Linked DNA regions of Homo sapiens: region 1 is linked to region 2. A link is a loop called in an ENCODE intact Hi-C map of the cell type or tissue named here. Cell type or tissue: dorsolateral prefrontal cortex. All regions are shown on one strand.

Region 1 (8,000 bases), 64 kb before region 2:
ATCCCCCAACCCACAAATCACGTATCATGAAGGGAATTCCACTTGTGCATCTTTTGTCCTTGTTTGTGAGTGAATTTCCGTTTTTTTGCAGGCTTGATTTCTTTACGGTATTCCTTCTTCACAAAATAATTTTAAAATATTTCTCAGTTACTTACAGAACAAAGAGATAAAAGTCTCCACAATCAAAACAATACCAGCATCATAATAGCTAACCCTTGTCCTGTGGTGAATCACGTATTGTTTTTTAAGCCCTTTGTATTCTTCACAACAATCCTAAAGACCTGTACTTTAGCTATTATTATTATTATTACAGAGGAGGAAGCTGAAGCACAGATGAGGTTACATGGCTTGCCAAGGTCACACAGGTAGTAGATGGTGGAGGCTGGATTTAAACCTGAGCAGGTTTGCTGCAGAGTTCTCAGTCTTAACCCAGTCCTACCCATTATTGCCCTTATTTCCACAAGGAATCAGGGGAGCAAACATAATGCAAAAGAAGGCCTCAGCTTTGTTGACTGCATTTGGTAATCTCCCAAACAATAATGTAATTGTTACAAGATTGTGACCATGGAATCTCTGATAGGGAAAAAGTAAGAGATCAGTGTTTTAACCTGACATCCAATGGATTACATTTAAGAGTTTATGATAACTAACTTAGTCTAGGTTTTGGTTAGGCAGTCTTCAGAGCCAGAAAGAAAAGTTATGATTTCCTTAGGTTTAGGCTGCTTTCAGAGGTGAAATTTTTAGCCAATAATCATAAATGATCTTAATGAGGAAGAGAGTGAGGAGACAAGGCAACTGAAGTCTGTCCATGGTGATTCCACATGGAATATTTAAGAGCTTGGATTTAGGAGTGACTTGGAGGAAATTGGAAAGCAGATTGAGTGACCAAGGATGACTATGAAAAAGAATAATGAGAACGGGAACCGAAAAGAGTAGTGGACTCGGCTTTAAAGCTCACAGCATTGAGACCGTGGAAAAATTTGAACAAGAACAAAAACAATGTCCCTGCGAGTGCAGAACCAGAACAGAGAGACTGATACTCACAGGCAAGCAGAACTCCTCAACTCCTATTACACTTCTGTCCTCTCTAGACAAGGAGGTCGATCTTCAGCCTGGGAAGAGTAGAGTAAATACTTGTAAGAGGAAATTGAAACTCAAGATAGGTGAGCTGATTGTGCGAGAGCACAGAGCGGCACTAAATGAGTTCAGATCCTCTGACCAGCGTGAATTTCACGCTGGTGGGCCGAGAGGGCTTGTTGACTGCTTGTCATCCTTGAGGAATTGTGCAGAAGAGGAGAATTGCTAAAGGACTGGAGATGGGGTAATGCTCTGTTCAAAGCAAAAGAAATTCAAAATCAAGAAGGTGTAGTTTTCAGAATAAAGAGAGCATGGGATTAAGAACAGAAAAATCATGGTTTCTGTATTCCTTTTTGTTGTTGCTAAGCTATTGGGTTTGAAGACTAGGGTCAAAAGGTAGCTGTGCCGTTTTGAGAACGTTCAGAAAGGTTTCCAGAGGTAAAGATAAGGGCTGGATGTGTGGCCACCACTTGCAGCACAGGCACTTGTTAAATACACAGATTTATCCATCATGCCTCTTGAGAGTCTGTTTTAATGAGTCTTGGGCTAGGACCCAAGAATCTGTATTTTAAACAAATGTCCCAGATTGCTTGCTGTGTTGAGTAAGTTTGAGACCTACCGGCCTGTATGGCAGATGTACCATGAGTTGGATTCGTGTTGCCCCAATAGTATTAGTACTGTGATGACAAATAGCTAAGACATTGAATAACCATGTGCCAGACACTATCCTAAGTGCTTTACACATATTAACTCATTTAATCCTCTCATCTGCCCTATGAGTTGGTGCTGTCTTTAGTACTCTTGTTGTACAGATGGGGAACTGTTTCTTCTCAGAGGTCTGGCAGATAGTATCCATGGGACTGGGATTTAAAGCCAGGCAGTCTGACCTGTTGGAAGTTCATGCTGCAGTCACTCTGCTCTTCTTAAGAGCCCAGGGCTTAGGGCCCCGGGGGGTTGGGGGGTGTTGCCCCTGGGCAGATTTCCCCAAACCATGTCTGGGCATGTGACATACCCTGTTTTTAGCATCTAAGTAGCATCTACATGAAGACTTTGGGGTATCTCATTAGACTTTCTTGATACATAAAGCTGGAAGGAATGACTAAAGCCAGCTGGAATTATTAATTTATTGAGACCAAATTTTGGAGGGTTAAATATAAATTGCTCCCCCTAAGGACCCAAAATCAGCAGCAAAGATAATAGAGGAGGAAGCCATAACTTAACAGTTGCCTAGAAAAAAAAAGATCAGGATGGTTTTGGTGGACTACAAGCTCAACATAAATCACCAGGGGCTTTGTTCTGCTGTACCTTTTGCCTGGAATGCCCTTTTCCACTTCCCCCTCTTTCTCCTGGCAAATTTTTAATCATCTTTAAAGTCAGAGCCTAAATGTCACTTCAGCTATGGAGTCTTCCTTGACTTCCACGGACAGATTTATCATCCCATTCTTTCTGCTTCTTTAGCACTTTGTTCCTGACATTATAGTTTTGCAATTATTTTTCCTACTTGTGGCACCCGTGTTCACAGCCACTCAGCTGGAAACATGAGGGAAGGCATCATTTCCTCCCTCCCTCCCCCAGTGAGTCCCTGCCTCAGAAGGCCCTATCGATCTTAACTATCTTGGTATTGACAAAATCTGCCCCTTTTTCATTCCTTGCAGCCCCTGCCCTGACTCAGGTCTGTGTCCTAGCTTGTCTCCCAGTTGTCACTTGTCATCCCCTATCACACACACACTTTCCCACAAAACTATCAGAGAATTCTCTGTCAGATGCATTCGGTCTGTGCTTAAAATCTGTCCCTGGCTCCCCCAGCCAACAGGATAACCCCAGGCCCCCAACCATTTGTGATCTAACCCTGTCTAACTCTCCAGCCTCAACTTTTGACATCCTGCCTTGCTTCTTGGACTCCGGCGACACTGAACTCATTGTTATTCCCCAGGCACTATGCTGTTTCTTGCTGCCTTGTTTTAGTTCAAGCAGTGACTGCCTAGGATGGCTTTCCTGCCACTCTCTAGCGCCTTGCTACTCCAGCTCTCTGCTTGGGAAGCCCCCAGATTCCCTGCCCTGGGCTTTGCTCATATCCTCTGCATATCTTAACCTCCCACATTAAATCTTGAGCTCCTTAAGGGCAGGGGCTGTATCTTGTTTTCTGTTTCTAGTGGCAAATGAACACTCAGTACATGTTTCTTGAAAGATTGTATTGTAATTATTTGTTGTACTTAGAAAGACTACAGAGTTTGAATCCTGCCCTTTCTCTCTTGGATGTGAGGTCTTGGGTATTTCACTGTACCTCTGTGTGAGAATCGATTTGCTCATTAGCAAAATGCAGATAGTTTAACCCCCTCTTAAGGGGCCTATTGTGAGAATGAAGTGAGATAACAATGTGATACGGAACTTAACACACTATTCGAGGGATCTGCAAACTACACTCCTGCTGCCATTATTTTTGTCTGGCCAAGAATATTTTTTACATTTTCAAATGCTTTTAAGCAAGAAAAAGAAGAAGAATATCTTTCAAGACTTGAAAATGGAATGAAATTCAAATTTCAGGATACATGAAGTTTTATTAGAATGAACACAGCCATGTTCATTCATATACTGATTGTCTATGACTGCTTTTGCACAACAGCAGCAGATTGAGTAGTTTCAGCAGAGATCCTATGGACTACAAAGCCTGAAATACTTAGTTTACCCTTTACAGAAAAAGCTTGCCAACCCATGCACCATTCAAATATTAGGGAAATGTATGTTATTCACAACCTCCTCCTCATACCCACAGATAACTTGTTGAGGGTAGGATGCCTCTTTCTCCTCTTGGAAGTTCCAGAATTTCATCCTAGGCCTGGCAGAGTGATGACTTTATGTGGGAGTAAGCCTCAGGGGCTGGGTTTTGGCTTTCTGGGATGCAGGATGTTCCAAGAGTGATGAGGCTACTTGAGCAGACAGTGATCCTCATACCGATAGCAGTGTTAATGGGTAGGTAGATACCTCTTTTTCATGTGTTGCTGTAGAACAGGTTTTCTTAACCTTGGCTCTGTTGACATTTTGAGCTTGGCACTCCTTTGTTAGGGATGCTGTGCTGTGTGTTGTATAATGGTTAGCAAATTCCCTGCTCTACGTATTTTATAATGAAAAAGAGAAAATGCCAGAAACCAACTGAGAGCCAGTAGCCACTAGTAGCCAGTAGCACCCCCTCGCAGTTGTGACAGCTAAAAATGTGTCTGCACATTGATAGATGTCCCCTGGGGAGCAAAATTGTCCCTGATTGAGAGCTACTGTTGTAGAACATTCAGGCATTAGCTATGGGTTAGACCAGAGAACTTCCAATGCCCAACAAGGATTACCACCACAGTGCAGTCAGCCCCCCTAAGGGGATTCTGCTCATCAGCTCTTGGTCTCCTGCAGTCTCATACCTGGTATCAGTCACAGCCTTGTAGGGTTGCAGGGAGAATTGAATGAGATACTGATTTACCAACACAGTGCTTGGTGCAAAGTAAGCCTCCACTATGTCCAGCTGGGAGCTTGTATTCATTTGAGTGCTTCCTGTTTGTTTTTTGAACTTGGTAACTTTGCTATTTTTTGACTGAAAGTTAAGAGAGGAAATAAATAGGGAGAATATATATTTTAACAATTTTATGGAGATTGTTTTTAAGAAAATACATTATAGATTAGTATTTTGGATCCAGGATTATATTATTTTGTGGATCCGTTTTGTCTTAAGGAAGAAGAATTTAGGAAAGTTTCAGCTATTTAAGATGAATATGAAATTATTCAAAGTATGACATGACTTCCATGGATATTTAATATTAGTAGTCAGTATTCATTAGAGATGTGCTTTAAGAGCATTTTTTCAATAATTCTCATGGCCAACCTGGCTGGTTGGTACCCTTTTTTACATGAGGAAAATGAGCATGGAGAGGTTTAGTAAGGGGCAGCACATTGAGGACAGAAGGTCCCTTTTCTGAAATAAGGCAGAGAACAAAACACAGAGGTGAACATTCACTGTCTTCCTGACAGCTTCGACATGGCCCTGAAGTCCTATTTCTGTGGGTTTGGACCAGGAACTTGGTGCCGCTGATTCTCCTGCCTTAGGGCAGATCCACTGGGAAACAAGATTGAATAAAAGCTTACGGTTTTCCTCTAGTCTTGAGACTTTCTTGATCTCTGAGTTCTTACCCACAAACCCGCATACTCTACTACCCTGAACGCCCCCATTTGAAACGTGACCCCCGTCTGCTCCGTGCCTTCCATCGCTGGCTTCTGGCCACGGCGTTTCTGGGCTCCGGCCTGACCTGTCATGGGCTAGCACCTGCCATGCTTCACTGCTCTTAGAAGCCTGGACTAGAAGGGTGAAGAGGCAGACTCGTAACATGTTGGTGGGACACAGGTTTACAACACATTTGTCCATTTTATATGGCAAACTGGGGAGTTCCCTGTGTTCGTTTGGGTTAGCTAAAAGCAAAAGCTTTCCTTTACTCAGTGCCTGCACTGTGCCAGGCATGGACAGTACCTGGATGTTTACACGTGTCAAGTATCAGACTGTCTCCCAGTGTCCCAAATTTGATGGGTGTTGGAAGCCTCACTTCTTATTTCTCAATTGGTTTCTGATATTTTCTCTTTTTCATTATGAAATATGTAGAGCAGATAGTTTGTGAGGTGAATACTGTAATTTGTACCTGTGTGTCTATGCGGATCTTTACATTTTACCTGGTTTCCTTCAGTCTTTTTGAAAGAAAGTAATTATTACAGATAAAATTGAAGCCACTTGTACAATCTTTCCTGATGCCTTTCCTAGTTTTCCTTCCCCTGGGGTAACCACTATCCTAAATTTCATGTTTATCACTATGCTGTTTTCCTTTTCTTCTTACATAAGTATGTGTTCAAAACATTATGTTATCTTTTGTGTTTAAATTTTATATAAGCGGAATCATCAGTCATGATTTCTACTTTTTTTTGCAAGATTTCATACTGCAGTGTGCCTTGTCTTCAGTCTGAATTTGGGATGTCACACAAATGGGTTTCTGAACTTACTAAATAGTCATCTGTAGGTTGATTTATAATTAAATTTATATCTTAATCATACATGGAACTTAAAGAAACTGACTTTTTGTTTTGTTTTAGTTTGCCTCTGAGATGTAGCTGTTTGGATAAATGTAGTTCCAGTTCTTTCATTTTAATGTTGTTTTCTTCTTTTGGCTTTGTGATGATGTATTAGTCCATTCTCCTTTTGATGGACATGTACAGAATCTCTGCTATTACAGTCATGTTTCAGTGGACATTCCTGCACATGTCAACTGGAGCACTCATGTGGCGTAATATTTCCCTAGGAATATGGAGGATATATCCACATTCATCTTTACTAGAGTTTGCCAAAATATATGCCAAGGTGACTGTACCAGCTTCCACTCACACCTTTTTAGGGGACTGGTTCTTCTTTATTCTTCACTTGATACAGCCCTTTCTTGCACATAACAGACTTAAAACTGCTTACTCATTCGATGGGCCTGAACTAGTATCTCACTGTTGCTCCTAAAAATTTTTTGAGAATAAATACTGTGATATTTAATACTGTTTAAATTTAATTTATTTCTTATTTTCTTGGATTTGAAAAGAACAGTTTATTAGATTGGTCTAGATTTTTGCAACATTAGTATTTGCAAAATTTCACATGCATAATTCAGGTAGTCATTTAATTATGAAGCTGCCCTGCATTGCTTCATCCAGACAGTTGTTCTGAGATCTCTCTGTTTCTGGGACTTCCCTTCTTCTTCCTCTCAATTTCTGGTTCTCACTAGGGTGGACTGTCCCTAATGCTGTCCCTATGGCCACTGGAATCCCTTCATTGGGTAGCCTCATTCTACTCGTCCTTCCTCTGTATTTGAATCCCCATTAGTACATGGTAGAGTTTCCTACAATTAATGCAGATGCTACAGGAGCTCTGCTGAGGGCTGACTGTCCTCCAATTGTGTCAGTAGGGCTGAAAGAAGTAGGGCAACTAACTTGGAGGGTTAGCTAGACAGTAGTAGGTATGACTGAGTTTTAAGCACACTGAGTAAATTAACTGTGCATATGATGATATAGAAAATGACAGATACTTGGTTACTTTCTAATTTTAAGTGTAAAAACATAGTTGTATTAATCTTTACTTAAATTTTTAATGTATCACTGTCCTTCAAATTATAGAAATAAATATATAGTTTTGATTGGTTTTACTTGGTATAAAATATTATCTGTCCCACTGTTGTAAGTATATTATAATTTTATTTTTAAATGAACATGGCATCTTGAAACCAGTTTTATAGAAAATTAGCTAAAAATATAAAAATCTGTGTACTTGAATGTATACATTTTTCATGAAAACTTAAGTTAGTGATGGTGATTTGTGGAGCCCAAAGACTATTTGGCTGTCCCCCAAACCCCACGCCCACTTGGTAGTTCTTCAGTCACAATGAGCATTTTAATGGAAATGTTCAGTCCTTAGAAGAACCTAGAATGTGTATTATTTCGCTTTTACTGGACTAGACAAGTGGGATTTGTTTCTTCTACTCCAGTTATCAAAATGATTAACCCTTTGCCCTCTACATTCTAATTGTAAGCACTTGGAAACAAAGGGGTTGTTTGTACAAGATAGTTGAAAAAATGAGGCTTTATGCCAAGTGGAATGTTTCTCAGTTGAAGGAGGTAGCAATCATTGCACACATTTTTTTTTTTTTTCTTGTGTTGCAGGCGTCTGTAGAGGCTTCTGGTGAAATCGCATTATGCAAGACTGGATTTCCTGAAGATGTTTACAGTGCAGTCTTATCGAAGGATGTGCATGAAGGACAGCCTCTTCTCAATGGTACTATCTCAAAAGATATATTTGTACATGCAGTGTCCATGCTCATGAAACAAATTAGCCATTAAAAAAGCCTAAATCATTTCTACTGTAT
Region 2 (8,000 bases):
TTTTTTTCCCACTACTTTACAAAAACATACAGAGAGAATTGTGAAATATTTACCAGACAGACTGAAGGACAAAGTCCACTAGCTAACTGAACTAAAGGGAATTAAATCCAATTCGTTACAGAGTAGGTGAAAGGTATTTAAGTGTCAGGGGGTGTTTTCATTTTCTTCCCATTTCTGAAAGTAATTTAAGAACAGAGGGGGGAAATGAGGGATTGAGGAGAAAGTACAGTTTTATCACCTTTGCTCTCAAGTTGGTTTGTGATCCCCAGTGTCAATTTCTAGTAGGAAAAAAACAAAACAAAACTTTTTGCAATCATATAGTTATTACAGAAACCAGTGCTCTTAAGTTTACTTTCTTCTTTTGGCTTCATAGCAGAGTACATCTAGATCCTTTCATTTTGACAACTTTGTCCTGGAAAATATGAGAAAATCAGCCTATGCAATTAAATGCAAAATCAATGTAAACTGCCCGGAGGACTAGCATATTAGGTATTATCTTGTAGAGACAAATGCTTTTTCAGTCCTCTTGTGATTCAACCACTATTGGATATAGAAATTTAAGGCTTAATCTCTATTATCTCAATGTTCTACTTGTAGGCAGAGTGAAAAGGAATAAAAGGATTATTTTTTCTTCCCCAAACCAGTAAGATACATGTTGTATTAGAAATATTATACTGGCTTCTGGGTATTTGTAGGCTATGATGGATACAACATTCTTCAGTACAATAAAAGAAAATTTGTCTTTTGCCCTGAAGTTATATTTTAGCTTTCATTGAGTTCTTATCTACCATAAGGTTGGAAAGGGAGAGCATTTATAGCATTGCCACCAGTTTGCTGGAATACAGTACAAGCTACTCTAATAAACATACACAGAGATGACTTCTGAATTTTGTAGCTAAAGGAGAATTGTCATCTGTGGAGGGAAGGGTATGGGTAACACCTGAGCAGATGCTTGTGGACGCTGCCTGGGGGGAAGAAGCTGTAGTCCTCAGTGTTCTCGCTAGCCAGTGGTATGACCTTGGAAGATAGTGCAGTCATTTCTGGCCCTCATTTGTGCTGCAATGAGGACATGAAGGAGATGGGTGAGATTTTTGCCTTTATTGCCTTTTAAAGGCCCTTGGAATTATTGTCCAATACACAAATCCATACGTCAGCCAATGCCACACATTTGTCACTGTGAGACAAATTAATTTAGATGTTATTGAGATTACTGTAATAGACATGTATTTAAAAGCGTAGTGAATTCAAAGTAGTTTATAGGCATTGTCTTAGTCAACAGATGCAAAAAAGAACAATTACTAATATGTGGGGTCCACATAGCTCTGTGTTTGTGTATAATTCTGTTTTGTTTATAAATTAAAAATTGATACTTATATTCAGAAAGGAAAGGAACCACCAGACTAATTGATCTCCAAGTTCTTTGACATCTGTGGCATCCAATAATTTTTTGTAGTTATGCTAACTACACTTTAGTTTCTCATCAGTGAAACCTCATAGATTTACTAAGGATGTAATAAAACAGTTTATAAGAGCATAATTCACGTGGATATGGAAGATTCTGTCAGGTGAATATGGATCTGAAGTGTGGAGAGCTCTATCAGGACAGGAATCGGGCTCTGTCCTGTTTACCTCTGTATTCCTGGCACTGTTCACATACCCAGGGTAGCAGGTGTCCATTAAATATTTATTGCTAAATGCATCTCTTGGAATAAGACCTGGTAAAGAGTACTAATTATGAATTTGGCTAACCTTACTTTCTTTAATCTTGTTTTAAGAAAACCAGTTACAGGTTGGACCAATTAGGAAATGCATAAATTAGATATAACCATTTGCTTTAGAAAAGATTATTGGACTTGAACAAAATTGCAATTGAAATTGCTTTAAATTACTTAAATAATTCAAGGACACTTAAAATGTAACTCTATTTACAGACTATCAATTTATATGCAATTTTTTGTTAAAAAAATGATTATGGAAACTAGATAACCCGTATGTATAGTAAGGCATAATAACCCTTTAAAAATTTCCTTCTAGGAAACACTACTGACTGTAATGATTAAAATGTGAAGATTTTATAATTATAATGTGAAGAAATATATGTGATTGGTTATTATAAGTTGTGACTGAATATTGTTGTTTGATTTTTCTGTTGTAGTTATTATATAGAAGGAATTTCATTGTATTTATCACTCTTTTATTTGAGGTCCTAAAATCTTTTTTCTAGAAAATTATCATTTGATGGTGTCCTCATCTGGTAGAGAGTCAAAGATCTAGGTTTGGCATTTAGGTTTTTCTGAAGTTTCTGTATATTGGTTCTTTATTATAAGCAGGCTTTTCCAGTGTGCTAGAGTTGAATGACATGTAAAGGAGACGTACTCTTGATGAGCTCTGTTCCTCCTCTCTTTTCTGTTATACTTCTATTCAGTTATGAGAAAGAGCAAATGAATGAAACTAAATCACAGTGTGTAGGCTTTTGTTTCCAAAGCTCTTTAAGAGTGGCTATTTTGTAAATTATACTAAAGTGTAATAATCTAGATATTAATATTTTTTCAAGTCAGATTTGTTTCCCCTTGAATTGGCACTGTAGTCTTTTTGTGACACCCAGCGTAGAATTTGTATTTTCTCTCCTGATATGCAATATCTGCCTCCACTCATTTCACACTTTGGCTTCTTTGTATGGTGTCTATCTTTTGCTATGCATAGAAGGCCCCCAGTTTAGCAACACTTGACTTGCTGGGAAGGTGGCTGTCAGGGAACATGCCCGCCCCCTTAGGAACCCTTTAAAACCCCTGCAGGTGCTGTGCTAGAAACCCTCTTCCTCTGTCCACCTCCTTTGGGAGGTGCCTAGCTCACCAGATGCCTCTCGGACAGACTTACATAGGCCCCAGGACATTTCCTCCCCATCACCTTCAGGGTCTGAAAGCCTTCAAGCACATGAGGCTGAAAGGCAAGATTGCAAGATTCCTTGTGCTGTTAATTCACTCTGCTCTAATTTAGAAAGGGTATCTGAGCTAACTTGGAGACATCCAAATGATTTTCAATTTAATTCGAATGAAAAAAATTATGGTTCAAGTGTCAGATTGATAAATTAACATTAAAACTCATTTGCGTGTTCAGGGCTTACGTATGTTTTATTTCTCACATTAGATTTTGAGTATCAAGGGGCAAAGACTATGTCTACAGTGATTTTTGTTTATATCTTCAAAAATGTAGTTGACTTTATGAGTATCAATATATTCCTTCCCCAAGAAAAGTAGAAAAAGAAATTATACTTTAATCTGATGTGAAACAGCCTCCTTTTTCTTTACCCTGTTTTTGTCAATGTAGTGTTATAAATTAGTTGCTTCTCACCCATTAAGCCTGATTAATCAAGGTAGTATTTAATTTTCTCTGACTTACTGTCTGGTTTAATATTTTCACCAAGCAGCCTAGTTACTGAAGGGTCATCTTTCCATTTGACAAATCAAGTGTATCTATTGAGGAGCTTGTCTGTGTAAATTTCACATTCACTCCCTCTTTGAGGGGGAGGAAAAAAATGAGGCGGGAGAGAGTAAAAAACCGAGTATCTGTAGTGTGGTTTGCCTGTCCTTTATAATACAGCTATAATTTCTTGGTCCCAGGGCTCCCATCATGAAAGTTTGGTCAGCCTTATTTTTTGTTTTGTTTTGTTTTGTTTTGTTTTGTTTTTTATTTTCATTCATTCTTTTTTTGTTTTGTTTTGTTTTTCTTTTGAGTGGCTGAGCCTCTGAAATTTGGAGCATTGGTGAATATGTGTGTCAGTAGAACATGATGACAAGTGATATTGCCACAGTATTTTTAATATAACAATATCCTATCAAAGGAATACACATTTGGATTTTGAAGTGTGGAGACAAGGGTTATTTTTTTTTCTTCTTAACCCAATGTAATAAAAAGCTTGGTTGAAGACTGTCCCAGGAGTAAAAACCCAGTTTATCTAACTGGTGTCATTTCAGGACGGCACGATGCCAGTGGAGTTCAGCCTCTGCAGTTTGTTTGTGTTGGCATGCCGTCATGTATAGAGGGCATTTTAAAATGCTCTGGCATAAGAGAGGAAGAAGATGCTTCAAGTATTTTAACCTGGTTACTGCTCCCGTTAGAACATGTGCTTTTGCTTTCTTTAGGCGGGCTTATTGTGTTTACATCTTTGTCCCTCATCATGGTGTGGGGAGAACCGCTTTATGCTTTATCATGCTTCTCTTCACACAGATGCACAGCCCTTTGTGTGTTTTGCATCAAACTTGTCTTTCATCCTGCCTTTTGTATCTTTCTCAAGGAAATTGATCTCATAAAGAATGCTATCAAATTCATCAACAGGCAAAAGATAGCATTTCAAAGTATAAGTAAGAGACATGAAAAGGATGCAGTCGTAAGCTTGGCTGTCTCAACAGAGCTGCTTAGCAGAAAATATTAAATTCAGCCTGCCTGCCATTCAGTCACTCTGGGCATAACTAGCCAAAGAATTTCACAATGTGGATAACCTCCAGCCCTCTGACTGTATGCAAAGTAGGAGGCCTGAATGAGAGCATTGTGTTATAAAACCTTAAACTGGAGCAAGACTTAAAAAGCCCAATCTCTCTGGTTATTTTGGACATTCAAATGCTGTCTAAGAGAAAAGAACTCATTATGACTCAGTTCCGTTAATTAGACGTAAATTACCATCTTTTGTCTGATACAAAAGAAGGTAAAGGGAACTCTGCAAGACCAGAGGATACTGAAATTCTAATGAGATGAGAGCATAGGCTGAAACTGAGTGAAAACAAGAAGCCATTCAACTAGAGGCAAGCCCCTAGTGTGTCTTGTGTGTGAGCAAAAAGCAAAAACATACATTTGTAATTGTCCAGATTCATATATTATTTAGAACCATGGTCAGTGTCCCCAGAGAGCTCATAGGGTCCTGATTTTTGACAGGATATGATGCTGACCCACACAGAAGGAAATAGTCTCTTTTCCCGAGTACACTCTGAAGATTTTTGTTAGGTACACAGTCTTTCTCAGTGGGAGACCGTAGTGTGATTGAATGATAAATAAATGGACCTTTTACTTAAAAACAATGAAGGCTTAATAAATAAAGGAAATTAGCAAAGTTTGACCGAGAGATTTACGGAACTATACAGTAGTAGAGGAAATGTTTAAGCATAACAATAACTGAATAACTATAGAGTTCTAATGTTGGAAAGGACTATAGGGTAGTTATAACACTGGAAAGCCACTTCTTTAGGATAATAAAATAGTATAATAATCCTGTTAATCCCTTCTTTAGAACAGTATAAACACATTTTCTTAATTGTATCAACTTCTCAATTGCAAACTAGGTTGTTCCAGAGTGAATTTAGCTGTACTGTTGCTGCTTGCTAGAAGGTTGACGTTCTCCCTTGTGTTAGGCGAAAATTAACATGGTCTCAAAGGTCTTGTATTCTGGTCACTAAATGTCATTCCTTTTAAAAACAAGTTTATAATACAGTGGTGAGCATGATTCCAGATGGATAATATTTTTATTCTCCTTTAGAGAAGATGGGTACAGTGGTAGTTAATAACCTGTGTCCTGTGGCGTTATCATGTGATTAGTTCACATGACCTAAATACTAATTTTGTAGGAAATTATAATATTGAAAGTAATTAATCATTTCATTCATTCAGCACATTAAGTACTTACTAAGTCCCAAACACAGTGTTTTGCACTAGGGATTCAAGGATTACCGTGACTCTAGGGTTGAGAATAGGAATATAGAGTATGGGACCAGATTGAGAACAAAGTTGAAGATTTCCATCCGATGTGTGACTTTGAGATGCTTATGGACATGACAATGTCAGTCAGTACAAAGTAGGTATTTAAACATGATTTTCTGAAGATGGAGGTTGAATCTTGGCTAGAAGGTGCAGATGTAGCAGTCAACAGTGGGGAGTTGTTTGTTGATACTATGTGGTAGTGGTTGCAACCATACAAGGTGAATGAGAAGAGCCATGATATGGGAATGATGCCTTGGACAGTTAAGATTTGAGGGGCAGGATGGAAATGAGGATACTGAGGTGGAAAATCACGCGTGTGCAGAGGAGCAGGTGAACAAGTAGAATGCAGTGCTTGCGGTCCTGTGCTTGCTAGCTAGGGAAGTGTCTTTTCTCAATATATTTGAGTTGGAGGAGATAGAGAGAGTGTGTGTTTGTGGAAGTGTAAGAGAAAAGAGACGGAGAAAGAGACTGCTAAGTAGAGCTGCGAACACTAAGATAAGGCCGGTGGCGGGAGGAATGACCCATTTTTTAAGTTTATGGCTGTGTACAAGGAAAGCTTAAAGAGAAAAATTGAAAAAAGGAAAGGACTGAGGATAATCTGTCTCTCTAGAGGAAGTCAGGGTCAAGAACTCAATTGGGAAGTAAGTCTCCAACAGGAGGAGGAGTTCAGAGTTAGGGATGGGTGTGGCTGTCTATACGTATAATATATTTTAGATAGAAGAGTAGAGTGGGGAATTCAGCTTTGACCAGGGCTGGTGGCCTTCATCTTTTCAGGAGAGCAGGAGATAAATCACCTGTGAGTTGGTCCAGAGCCTAGTGATGATCTAGAATAGTCTCTGAGGGAATTGAGAAAGAGCTGTACCAAGGATAGCTAAAAAAGTTCATTGTTACTGGTTACCAGATTAGGATTTAAGTCATGGATTGGAGGAGAAGCACAGCACAATTTTCCCCCAGAAGTTTTCAGCTTCCTGCATCTGAATGAGAGATCGTGCTTTGCTGTATTGATCCCAAGTTTAGGATTTTGCTGGGTGGATGAGGTTGAAGGAACAGGTCAAAGTGGAAGAAACAGTTGTTTAGCTGGCCCATAAGCTGGTAAGAGCAGTCTGGTACTTTTGATATTTTATGCTGTGTGTGTGTGTGTGTATCCTTTTTTTTTTATTTTGCACTGCATGTTACTTCCAAGTACTATTCCCTTTCTTTGAAACAGTGTTAAAATTGGCTTTCTTCTGCTATGTGACTTGGAGAAACCAGGTAAAGAGGAAGATTCTCTGGCCATTTTTCAGAAGCTTGACCACAGATGAAGACAAATAAGCAACTCCTGAAATGGTGGTGACTCTTAACTATTTTTGTTATTTTGTACTATTTTGTACTGTTGTATATTCTCATAAAAACAAAATAGCAAAGAAACAATAACATGAAATAAGGAAATCCCTTCCCTGCTGTGTTAGAGTTCAGTGACATTTTTAGAGGCTCTGCCCTGTTGGATTTTTCCTCAGTATTGCTTGCGAGTTCTCAGGCAAAATAAAAGTGATACGCACTGCCTGAGTGATTATTTCTAAAAGCTCAGAGGCTAATAGGTATACGGAGAATTAAATAAATCAGATTCATGTATGCCAGCTCCTGTCACCAAGTGTTGTATTGTTGTTGTTTGTTCATTTGAATTTGTCAGACAAAAGTCTTCATGGCTGATTTGCTTACTGGCTACCCAGGACAGACTTCAGATTATATGTGAACCAAGTTAGACACAGCTCTCTAAATGCGGCAAAATTGCTGTCCACTGAGCTCAGAGAGAGGTAGAACTCATTAAACCAAAATACTTACCCTCCCACCCTCATGTGAAAATGTGAATGTGAGGAGTTGCTCACAAGCCACCATAGTGTTTTCTCAAAATACTGGATTAGAACAGTGATTGTCAGCCCTGGCCTGGGGCTAACTAGTCTTATGTCCATTTGCCTCAGCAGAAAAACATGAATTCAGTCAACTATAGGGTGTATATTTATATTTTCAATCGACCTTAAAATCCATCATACCTTTTATGATCGAAAGAGCATATTCACATCAAACTTAAGTAAGGTATAGGGAACTAGTGTACTAAATCTTGGCCTGAATATAAATAAGAAAAATCTGTAGGCTAGTTCTTATTCAGCAAGTTCTTATTCACAAAGCAAACTAGCTTTGTGACCTTAGAAAAGTCACGTACCTCTGGGATGTTAGTTTCCTTAATCATAAAATGATCTCTAAGGTCTTTTTCA

The links. Hi-C counts contacts between places; a loop is a spot of excess contacts. Peaks named below come from ENCODE experiments on the same cell type or tissue, not always from the same donor. Only the 100,000 strongest peaks of a DNase experiment are listed, where the experiment ranks them.
Region 1: it touches region 2 in a loop (6-fold over the local background); 3 of 110 quality-filtered maps call a loop at or near these places.

What each region holds. Positions count from the first base shown.
Region 1 is chr18:28,147,582-28,155,581 of GRCh38, reverse strand. It overlaps CDH2 (cadherin 2), which reads left to right. Exons shown (of 16, transcript NM_001792.5): 2 at 7,798-7,909. Among named protein-coding and RNA genes, the nearest start is that of CDH2, 26 kb to the left of the region's middle. RefSeq lists an enhancer at 1-616. In dorsolateral prefrontal cortex, no CTCF peak of the experiment used is centred here; DNase peaks (open chromatin) are centred at 3,021 and 7,486; H3K4me3 peaks cover 2,684 bases; H3K27ac peaks cover 6,517 bases.
Region 2 is chr18:28,083,482-28,091,481 of GRCh38, reverse strand. All of the region lies in intron 2 of CDH2 (cadherin 2), which reads left to right. Among named protein-coding and RNA genes, the nearest start is that of CDH2, 90 kb to the left of the region's middle. RefSeq lists an enhancer at 2,590-7,583. In dorsolateral prefrontal cortex, no CTCF peak of the experiment used is centred here; a DNase peak (open chromatin) is centred at 3,993; H3K4me3 peaks cover 1,679 bases; H3K27ac peaks cover 4,680 bases.